2 separate regions of the Homo sapiens genome follow, and region 2 is linked to region 1. Evidence: chromatin contacts called from ENCODE Hi-C data. All regions are on one chromosome and are shown on one strand. The core of a region is the stretch at or near the end of the contact, and the rest is flanking DNA. Distances in the headings are between cores, read along the strand shown.

Region 1 (5,786 bases), core at 2,016-4,515:
GAGGGGCAGGGGGAGATGGGACAGGGAGAGGAGAAAGAGAACGAGAGAGAGATAATTTAATTAATTGGTTCATGCAATTCTAAAGGTGCAAGGCAGGTTAGGCCAGCAGGCTGGAGCCCCAGGATAGAGTTGTAGCTCAAATCCAAAGGCAGTTTGCTGGCAGAATTTCTTTTTGCTCAGAGGAGGTCGGTCAGTTTTTGCTCTAATAAGGAAACCAACTGATTGGATGACACCCACCCACGTTATGGAGGATAATCTACTTTGCTTAAAGCCTACCCATTTAAAAATAAATCTCATCCAAAAAACCACTTTCACAGAATCATCTCAGATAATGGATGGCCAAATATCTTGGCACTGTGGCCCACCCAAGTTAACATGAAATTAACCATCATAGTTCTACTGTTAAATCCTGAGCTCTGCCATTTCCTTCCCTTCTCACTGTGGCCACCTTAGTCTAAGCCAGGATTTCTTACACCTGGACAAGTGTAAGAGTCTTCCAAATGACTCCCGAAGTCTGTTTTTACAGAGCTAGCAGTATGGTCATCTCAAAGACTTCACATCATGCCTCTCTTGCTCAAACTCCGTTAAGGGTTTCCCATTGCTGTTGGTATGAATGCCAAACTTTTTGCCTTGGGATCCCACATGTTCCGGCCTCTGTCTATCTCTCTTCTGCCCTGAGTTCACAAGCCCTTCCTCTTCAAGATTTAACTGTATTGCCACTCTCTTGGCTTCTCAAAACAAAACAACAAAACAAGCTGGTTCTATTTCAAGGCCTTTGCATGAGTAGTTCCCTCTGTCTAGAAATCTTTTCTCCCTCATATTCACATGATGGCTTCTTCTTGTTGTAAAGATCATTTAAATGTCACCGCCTCAGAAAGGCTATCCTTGACCACCCAATTAAAGCAGGCAAACTCAGTCATACCCTTGGGATATATTTTCTTTGTTGCACATATCAGTCTTTAAAATTATTTTATGTATTCACTTTTTTGCCATATTTTTCCCACCCAAGAATGTGAATCTTATCAGACCAAGGCCTTGATAGAATAGTTTGTTGATAGTGCTATAGTCCTAGCACCTAATATATAGTAGGACATCTGTATATATGTGTTCAATGAAGAATGTTATCTTAGGTAGAATTAGTGTTACTTCATCCTGTACACTGGAGGAGGGCTGGAAATTTACCTCTGTGGTTGGAAAGTACAATGCACATCTCTTCTTATCTAGTCAAAGGTAAATTGCCTTATAAAGGTCATTCAAACCTTTTCCTGTTGGAAGCATGTGATATTTGTTTATTTTCAGAGCCAAGATAAGACTAGGTGGCAGGGGCTATCTTTAAATAAATGAATCATAATTAAGGCTGGAGTCTTTTTAAAAAGAGACCAGATCCTGCCTTCTTTTATTAACCAAACATAAGGCTCTCCCCTGGGATGTGATGGTGGTCATGGGACAATTACACACTTTATCAGCAATTCTTCAAGAGCATGCTCCTGAACTTCCCCAAAAATTGCACATAAGGTACTCCCTCCTATTTTTAGATTACCCAGTTAATCTGAACATGGGTAAAAAGGTGATTAATAATTTAAGATTTCAAATATGTTATATTTTATATTGGTATACTGGGAGTCAGTGAAAATGTGGACAATATAGATCGTCTTACAGACTCCATTTTACTTACAAGTTTTATGTGTTTGAAGGGTAACTAAACAATTTTAATATAAATATTAAAGGAAACATGGATAAATGAAAAGTTTGCCCGAATTTTTTTTTAGCTAAACCTTGACCCTTCCAAACCATTTTTGCATTTGACAAACTGCCTATTGCTAGTCCCCATACTGTCAAGTCCTTGCCAGTATGTGTTTATCCTCTTCAGCTACAGGGGATTAGATGGGAATATTTTAGAATCATTAATGCAGTGATTCAGCCGAACCATGGCTGTTATCTCACCAGCAAGCCATATAGCCTTCCAATGTGGGAATGAGGTTGAAAAGTCTGACAAAAGCAGTGTGGTTCATTTCTGAAATGGCAAATTAATTCTATTTCCAGGGCAGACATGAGAAATAAATATCTCTATTTGCCACTCTAGAAAGATTTCATATTTAGGTCACTAAAATACATAAGTTCTAGATCTACCTCCACCCCACCCCTGTTTAAAAACTCCCACAAACACAAATCACAAAAATATATAAAACAAATAATAAGGTCATCAAAAAGCAAACTGATGTGGTTGTCAGGGGCTCCCTGGCAACCAGGGGAAATAAGGACTTACGTAATGGATACAGAGCTTTAGTTTTACATGATGAAGAGTTCAGGTGGTTGGGTACACAACAATGCAAACATACTTAACACCCCTGAACTGTACACTTAGAAATGGTAAATTTTATGTTATATATATTTTACCATGATTTTTTCAAAATCATATTGAGATATCAAAACTCAAAGTCTTGCAGTTTTGGTCTTTAAAGAAGCTGCACATAGAAGCTTCTGGGCCCCAGGAAAACACGTTACATGATATCATGTGTCAGTTGGCCAGGATGCCTTAGACCAATGAGAACCTTCACCAAAGGGGCAGGCATTTTGGCTTTTAACCATCTATTGCCTGCCTGGCTTGGAAGCATCTGGTCTAGGCATGATCAGATCCTGCCTCTTTCCACTGATTTCCACCCTTTGGAATCTAAGGCCTATCCTCCTCCCACACACTCTTTCACGGATTAACTCTGAGTAGTGATGGCTACACAGTGGAGCTCATTACCTGGTAGGGCTGTGCGAGAAGCTGGCATGCACCCGTTCAGGGGTCCTCACCAATTCTGGGAAGTGGGTACTGTTCTTCCTCCCATTTTATGACTAAGAACACTGAGCCTTTGTAATGACACATTGATCTACATATGCCTACATTTTCCTCTTTCCAGGGAGAGTCACAAATAAAGGAATGAGAAAGCAACGGAATCTCTTCTCCCTGCCCGTTCACCTCCAGTCTTCTGGGTTTGTGGAGCATGCCCAGAAATCCCAGCAATTATTTCATCCACTTCACTATAAGCAACATTTTCCTGCATGAAATGCACTCCATCTGGGCTCAAACAGAGATTTATAAAAGCAACCTTTTTTGTCTTCACACAAAAGAAAGGCTAAGAGTGAAACTGTGGTGAGGTTTTGGTGCTCAACAGAAGGCTTTGGGAGGAGTCGAGTGCAGTTAGATATAAATAACATCGTTTAAGCCAGGATGTGGCTTGGTGACAGCTAACTCTGACTCTGGTCGCTTTGCCAGAACAGCTTTCAGCTGTTTCACGTGATTTCACAAACCCTTGAACTGCAGAGTTATTTCACACCTGCAGAGGTAATGAATGCCTTTTGAGAACATTTGCAAAGTTGGTTGGCAAAAGTCAAAGAAACCAGTGGAACACAAGCTCTCCAGAGGCCTTTTTCCTGTTCCACACGTGCTGTGCCTCAGTGAGTAGAGGGAGGCCGTCAAATGGAGTGACTACAAGTTCACAAATAAATTGTCTTCTTTACCAGTGAGTCAGTGTACCTCAATCTCATCAGAATAGAAAAACAAAAATGAAAGAACCTCAGATTTCATGGTAGTGGCAAGATACAGGGCTGAATGTCCTGCCTGCAGATGTGGGGCCCCTGTTCATAGACTGCCATGTCATCTAGCACATAAGCAAACAATGTACAAATGCCTGTGTATACTTGTTACAATTCATGCCAGGAATTTACCTCCTGGGTATGTGAAGTGTCTGTGTTTCAGGGAGTGGAGATTTCTGATCTCTCCCTCTCCTGCTACTTCCCATTCATCTTTTAACTCAGAAGCTGTAACTCTCCAGATACAGAGATGCCAGTATCCCACTTTGCATATTCCGAGAAAAAGAGCAGCCCAGACATAATTCAGAAATTCATAATCAGCATGGCCACAAATAAAATTTTAAAAGTCATTTCTTGTGAACATTTCATGGTGGTGGATTCCTCCGCATATAAAAGGACTATGTCCCATAGGAATTTATTAGTAGTCTAAGAAGGATTCTATGAATAAATTATACAAACTGTGGAAAATGTGTCAAAAAGGATAGAACTATTTGCTCAAAAATTCTGGTAAATAGACTTAAACCATGCGCATTACGTGGGGATTACCCATTCAGAGAGAATTTATTTATTCAGAAAATGTTTATTGCTAGGCACACCCAGTATAGACAGGTGAACACCACAGTTTTGGTTCCTGCCTCATGGAGTTTACCGTCTAGTTGGAGAGGTGGTTGGTGAACAGACGAACAAATATAAAAACAAACATGGACAGTGCTGAGATACAGCAGAGTGATGACAAGAGATTCAGAGCCCTTTCTTGTACTGAAACATGCAAATTTTCTCATTGATTGCTTGTTAATGTTTTATAGGACTCTTTAGGGTACAGCAGGGGGCCTCAAGTATCTTGAGAATAATAGTCATTGTTCTAAGTGGCAGTGAATAGAGAATTCCAGGGAATATGTGATTAGATACTTACAATGTCAAATCAACCTAACCAAATACCTTCCATAGAAGTGTCTGGAGAGGCAGGTGAGATAGCATAAAAAGTGAGCTTGGGTGGCAAGTAGACCTGGATCTGGATTCCACCTGCACTATTCATCCGTTGGGTGACCTTGGGCAAAGAACTTGAACTCTCTAGGCCTCAGGGTCTTAGGGTGTTAAAGGGGAAAACTGTACCTACATCAGATGGTTCTTGTCAGAAAGAGCTAATAAGTCATATACTATCTGTTCAATTCTGCTCACACAAAGTAGATGTTTAAAGAGGCAGCTGTGATTTTTATTGAGGAAATTCAGTCTCTCCCTCTTACAAAGGGGCAGCACAAAGTATAGCCATGGGCTTCCATGAAGACAGGCTCTTTCTGGAAAGCCAGAATAGGGACTCTTCTTGTCCTCTCCACCCTCCTCCCCTTGAAATGAAGGTATATCTAGTCACCCAAGATGAAAGACCCAAAGCAATCCCACCAACTAATACTTTTCTGCCCTCTGGTAATTTTAAAAATAGTAGTTACTTCTACAATGTCCCCTGGGTTATAAATTACCTGCCTTTGATCAAGATAAAAAGATGAGTCACATTAATGTGCCTGCTGGAAATTGTCTTAAGGCAGGAATGATAGCCTATTTTTAATAAAGCTTACAACAACCACCATCCCTAAATTGGGTCTGTGGTGTTATGCACACACAATGGACTCAATGCAGTAAACATCTGTTGAGAACCTACATAATCCTCTGTGTTTCTAGACAAGAAAATGTTTCAAGAACAGAATCTTAGTAGAGCGTACATATGAGTTTCTGGGGTGGACTTGTCCTCAGGCTGTGGCAGTCCCTGTTTGCTCGGAACCCCTTCCAGCTCCTTCCACAGCTCCTCCTCTGGTGTGTTTACTGTGTATTTTCCTTCCAGCTTGTTTACAATCACAGCCCTGGCACCTGGAAGATTTTCCGTGTGAGTTGAACCTAGATGGTCCCAAGCAAATACGAATCTTGCCTGTATTTAGAGATCCAATGTCTAGACTTCCATAAGCTGATAGCCACTCCCCTCACAACCACCACTGATACATACTGAGCACTTATTTTGTGATGGGCACCATTACAAACCTTTGTAGGCAGTATTTTGACTCCTCACAAACCTCTGAGAAAAGTATATGGAGAGAACAAACCCATTTTACAGCTAAGGAAATTAAGGCTCAGAAGTGCTGTGTTTGCTGAAAGTGAATGATCAGAGCTGTGAGTACAGCCTGACTTGCCTTTTAACCATTCTCCTCTACTGCCCCTCA
Region 2 (5,786 bases), core at 1,471-3,970, 2.4 Mb before region 1:
ACCATTTATAACTGTACTCTAGAGAAAATATGTAGGTATACACAAAACATGTACAGTATCTGTATGCTAAAAATTACAATGTGATATTGAAAACAAATCAAAAACCTAAATAAATGGAGAGATACAGTGTGTTCCTAGACTCAAAGTAGTAAAAATGCCAGTTCTCCCCAAACTGATCTATACTATTAATACAATTCCTATTAAAATCCCAGGAAAGTTTTTGCAGACATCCACAAGACTATAAAACTTCTATAGAATAGCACAGGCCCTAGAATGGCTACAAAAATCTTGACAGAACAATCGAGAGAGAAGAATCTTTCTACCTGATATTGACTTACTGTACAGCTATAGTAATCACGACAGTGTGATATTGGTGGAGAGATAGGGACATCAATCAATGGAACAGAAGAGAGAACCCAGAAATAGACTCAAACAAATATGCTCAACTCATTTTTGATGAAGATATAAAATTAATGGAAGAATACCCTTTTCAACAGATGGTGCCAAAGTAACTGGAAAACCTTAGGCAAAAAAAAAGAGAAGATCAGCCTAAACCTCACACCTCATACAAACATTAACTCAAAATGGATCATCTATTTAAATTTCAATTGTAAAACTATAAAATTTTCAGAAAAACATAGGAGAGAATCTTGGTAACGTAGGGCTAAGCCCTACATTCTTAGTGTTCTTAGACCTGAACACTAAGAGCATGATCTATAAAAGGAAAATTTGATAAACTGAGCCTAATAAAAACTAAAAACTTTTCTGCCAAGAAAGCTCATAAAGACAAAATAACACAGGATAAACACACAAGTTACAGACTGGGAAAAATACTTGCACACCACAAATTCAACAAAGGACTAGTATTCAGAATATATTAAAAAAAAAACCTCTCAAAATTTAATAGTAAGAAGGAAAAAAATACAATTAGAAAAGAGAATCGGCAGAAGACACGAATAGTTCACCAAAGACGACATACAGATAGCAAATAAGCATGGGAAAAGTTGTTCAACATCATTACCCATTAGGTAAATGCAGATTCAAACTACAATGAGATATCACTACATTGGTGATCCAAAAGGCTAAAGTAAAAAATTAAAAATCAGTATCAATATCAATATCAAATTGTAATGTCAAAAATTGCCAAGGCTGCAGAGATATGTTGCTACAGGAATGCAAAATGGTACAGCCACTCTGGAAAACCATTTGCCAATTTCTCATAAAACTGCATACGTAACTACCACACAACCCAGCAATTGGACTCTTGGTTATTAATTCCAGAGAAATAGAAAATGTAGGTTCATAGAAAAACCTGTACACACATGTTCCCAGCAGCTTTATCTGTAATAGCCAAAAACTGGAATCAGTCCAGATATCCTTCAATAAGTGAAAGGTTAAACTGTGGCACATCTACACCTTGGCATATTACTCAACAATAAAACAGAACAAACACTGATATACACAAAATGGATGAGTTCCCGAGAATTATTCCAAGTGAAAGAAAAGCAATCTGCAAAGATTAAATATTGTATGATTCCACTTATGTAACATTTTTGAAGTGACAAAAGCTTTAGAAATGAAGACAGATTAGAGGTTTCTAGGAGTTAGAGATGGGAGGAGGGAGGAGGTAGGCGTGGTTATAAAAGGGAAACATGAGGGATCCTTATGGTATTGGAACTGTTCAGTATCTTGACTGGGATAGTGGATACATGAACCTACGCAAATGACAAAATTATATAGAATTTATACACACATGCACACACCTACATAATGCACATAATAAGTATAAATTAAAATCAGGAAATCTGAAGAAGATCAGTGGACTATATCCATATCAATATCCTGTGATATACCATAGTTTTACCAGAATGCTACCTTTGGGGAAACTAGGCAAAGTATATAAGTGATATCTCTGTATTATTTTTTACAACTGTATGTGAACCTACAATCTGAATAAAAATTTAAATTTAAAAAGTGCAGGTTGATAGCCAGAAGAGAGAAATTACATGGTGAGAATCCTGAAATATAAATGGTATCACTTTCAAATTTTTAAAGAGAACCAACTCTCATCTGCAGCAACAGGTGACATCACATCACTAAATAGGAAACTTCATTTTTTATCACTTGTTTCAGCCCCTAATCACAATAAAACTTAAACTGCTACCAAGAAGCCCAACAAACATATTTCGAAACACAAAACTTGACTTTCAAAAATAAAATGCCCTCCTGGTGATACTTTCAAAGTCAAAAGGTGGCCTACTCTGTCTTAAGACATGTGGATAATTGCTCCTCAGTTTCTAAGGTCAAAATCCTATACATTTATATGCACAGCATGCGATTTTACAAGCTCGGAAACCTGGAGCAAATGATTAGCTGAACTGTAAACTTAATCACTAGCAAGATAGGCCAGCAGATCTAAGAAAAAATAAAAAGACAAGGAGAAAAGCATTTTAATAACCATGAAGGTACTCTATTCTGTTGCTAAGCAGGAAGTTTACATGAAAGGGTGTGAGGTTCAGCTCTTTGTGGCTACTTCCCCTAAAAGTACGGTCCAAGAAACACCCTGCATCAATCACTTTCCAGATCCCTTGGCTCCCAGCCAGACCAACTAAGTCAGAGTAATGCTTGAAAAAACCACTGTGACAAGCTATGAAGTGACTCATACGCATGAGTTTCAGAAGCCCTGTTAGAACACTTACCTGTTTATAATTTACTGCTGTCTTCTTCCTGCTGAGGAGTGATTCTCATCAGGGATCCATTCTGCCCCTAGGGGATGTTTAACGACGTCCATCTGGAGACACTGGTTGTCACAGCTATGGGGGCAGAGGGCCCAGAGATACTGCTAACCATTCCACAATGTACAAGATACCCTCCTACAACAAAGACTTATGGGGCCCCAAATATCAATGGTGCTGAGATTCAAACTCCTGACAGAGAGGGATGCTAGCATTGCATTTAACAAAAGGATCGCTAACATACAATTAAAAAAAAAAATAAAAGCAAGATTAATAACTTAGAGCTACTAAGTGGATCTGATCTCCAAGGGCAAAGGTAGCTGTTACTCCCTTGATCTTCTCAAATCTGATTCATCCCAAGGAAGAAGGTTTTCTTTGTGACCATGTTTTAAGAGCCTCATTGCTGGAGCCATAAAGCCCAAGTTGAAATCACAGTTTTGACACTTAATATCTAATATCTGGGTGACATTAAGTTAGGCGATTACCTTTAGTAAGTCTCTATTATCTGTAAAGGGGAATTAATGACTGTTCTTCACCCTAAGAGCTGTTAGAAAAATGAAAATAAATAAGAGATGACTGTCAAAAACCATAGCATGGATCCCAAAAATAAATGTTTTGTTATTACTAATGAACTCTTTCCAATTTTTACTCCAGTCTTTTTATTTCTCAGCTGCCAACAGAGTAAACCATCTTTTTCAGATTAAATTTGGTTACTCTTTTAAATAGTTTCCAACTCCTCCAGCACCAGATAAGATAAAAGCTGACCTTTTTTTTTTTTTTTTTTTTTTTTTTTTTTTTTGACACAGAGTCTTGCTCTGTTGCCCGGGCTGGAGTGAAGTGGCACAATCTTGGCTCACTGCAGCCTCCACCTTCCAGGTTCAAGCAATTCTTTCGCCTCAGCTCCCAGTAGCTGGGATTACAGGCACGCACCACTACACCCAGCTGATTTTTGCATTTTTAGTAGAGACGGGGTTTTGCCATGTTGACCAGACTGGTCTTGAACTCCTGACCTCAAGTGATCTGCCCACCTCAGCCTCTCACAGTGCTGGGATTAGAGGCGTGACCATTTCTAATTAGCCTGTAAACTTAGTGCCAGCTGCTTTCTCTGCAAATAACACCCCCACCACCAGCTTCTCTATCAGTCCCAAATACTCTCAGGTAACAGACAACTTTAACAAGGAGGAAACCACCACTCCTATTAGCCCAGTAGTAAGTGACCTGACCAGCACCAAAGAAATGTTTGAAAGATACATCCTTTAAGAGTTGTTTGCATAAACGAAATGTTTCTCTTAAAAGTTCCCTAACCATACCAACTGGATGCCCCCGCTCAAGAATCCAAGTCCAATCAACAAATATTTATTATACACCACTGAAAGCCTGATGATAAAATGGTGAACACACAGACGTAGCTCCTGCCCTTAATAATCATGGTTTAGAAGAAAATGTTTCACATAAAGACTCCAAAACATACCTCATTAGATGAAAGAAAACCTGTCTTACCAAAAAAAGTATCACCCAGTCCTCAAGTGGATTTTTGTATGAGCCATCCAAACTGCAGAGGCAGCTGCGCCATAGCGGTTAAGACTACCAAAGCTAACGGTAGATAATGGGCTCTTCCACCTACAGTCAATAATCAATCACTCTGGGTAATCACTCTGGATCTACTTTGCCCAAAATGCTAAAAAGAGATATTGACATTGACTACCTTATGGGGTTCTTATGAGAATTAAGTTAGTTTAACAGTACCTGGGGCTCAATTTATAGTGGCTATTTTTATACTTATTACCAAAGGAATTGGGATTTCAAAAACTGGCATCCTGCAGTTCATAATTCTTCAACAAGTCTACAAGAACATCTTTCAGCAGCTTGCAGACACACTGACTTTCCCAAAATATGCTATCTCCTAAAACATTGATAAATTCTTAAATTTTCTGTACTGAGAGCACTCCAATTAGAACTTCCTCCACTATCACACATGGCTCCCAGCAGCATTCATCTGCACCTCATCAGCAGTCGACGATAATGACGTGCCACCCATCAAGATAACAGTCTAAATGTAAGAACATCTGTTACATCCCTGCATTAGAAACTGGGAATGAAGGTTTTGAATCGAGTTTGATTCTTATGCTGTATTGTATCTACTCTTTAGTTATTAACCAGCCTAACCCCTTAAGATGGTCTTATTAAAAACTGAACAAAGTGAGCCCCAATTTTTATTTCATTCATTAATACACATACATATCAATAATCAATTAAAGGGACCCAGGTACTTTTTTTTTTTTTTGAGACAGAGTTTTGCTCTTGTTGCTCAGGCTGGAGCGCAATGACACGATCTCGGCTCACTGCAACCTCCCCCTCCCGGGTTCAGGCGATTCTCCTGCCTCAGCCTCCTGAGTAGCTGGGATTACAGGAACGTTCCACCACACCCGGCTAATTTTGTATTTTTAGTAAAGAAGGGGTTTCTCCATGTTGGTCAGGCTGGTCTCAAACTCCTGACCTCAGGTGATCCACCCGCCTCTCCCTCCCAAAGTGCTGGAATTACAGGCATGAGCCACCGCGCCTGACCCAGGTACCTATTTCAGCATTGAAATCACATGGTGGCTCATGCCTGTAATCCCAGCGCTTTGGGAGGCTGAAGTGAGAGGATCACTTGAGCCAAGGAGTTTGAGATGTGCCTAGGCAACAAAGCAAGACCCTATCCCTACAAAAAATCAAAAGGTTAGCTGGGCATCGTGGTGTGCAGCTACACAGGACACTGAGGCAGGAAGATCACTTGAGCCCAGGATGCTGAGGCTACAGTAGGCCAGGATCGTGCCACTGCACTCCAGCCTGGGCAACAAAGCAAGACTCTGTCTCAAAAGAAGAAACAAAAAATCACGTGGTATGGGCTGGAAACCTAGTTTCTACTACTTGAACTAGTTGAATGGATTGGAGAATGTTCCATAAGCTCTCTCTCTCTGAGATATACTTTCCCATCTGTAAAATGGAGATAACAGTATTAACTACTTCACAGAGCCATTATGAAGACTGAATGAAAAATCTTTCTTCAAA

The links. A loop is a pair of places that touch in the nucleus more often than their neighbours do. Pooled maps may share reads with other maps.
Region 2: a loop to region 1 is called in a pooled map, with 6 times the contacts of the local background. The contact joins two enhancer-like sites. A Hi-C loop is called at or near these places in 4 of 37 single-sample maps with no recorded cell type and 5 of 50 pooled maps.

What each region holds. Positions count from the first base shown.
Region 1 is chr3:59,448,995-59,454,780 of GRCh38, reverse strand. All of the region lies in intron 5 of CFAP20DC-DT (CFAP20DC divergent transcript), which reads right to left. Among named protein-coding and RNA genes, the nearest start is that of CFAP20DC-DT, 370 kb to the right of the region's middle. Within about 2 kb of position 3,265, at least 8 of the 41 ENCODE cell types and tissues checked have a DNase peak (open chromatin) inside an H3K27ac peak, as active enhancers do.
Region 2 is chr3:61,892,050-61,897,835 of GRCh38, reverse strand. All of the region lies in intron 2 of PTPRG (protein tyrosine phosphatase receptor type G), which reads right to left. Among named protein-coding and RNA genes, the nearest start is that of PTPRG, 330 kb to the right of the region's middle. Within about 2 kb of position 2,720, at least 16 of the 41 ENCODE cell types and tissues checked have a DNase peak (open chromatin) inside an H3K27ac peak, as active enhancers do.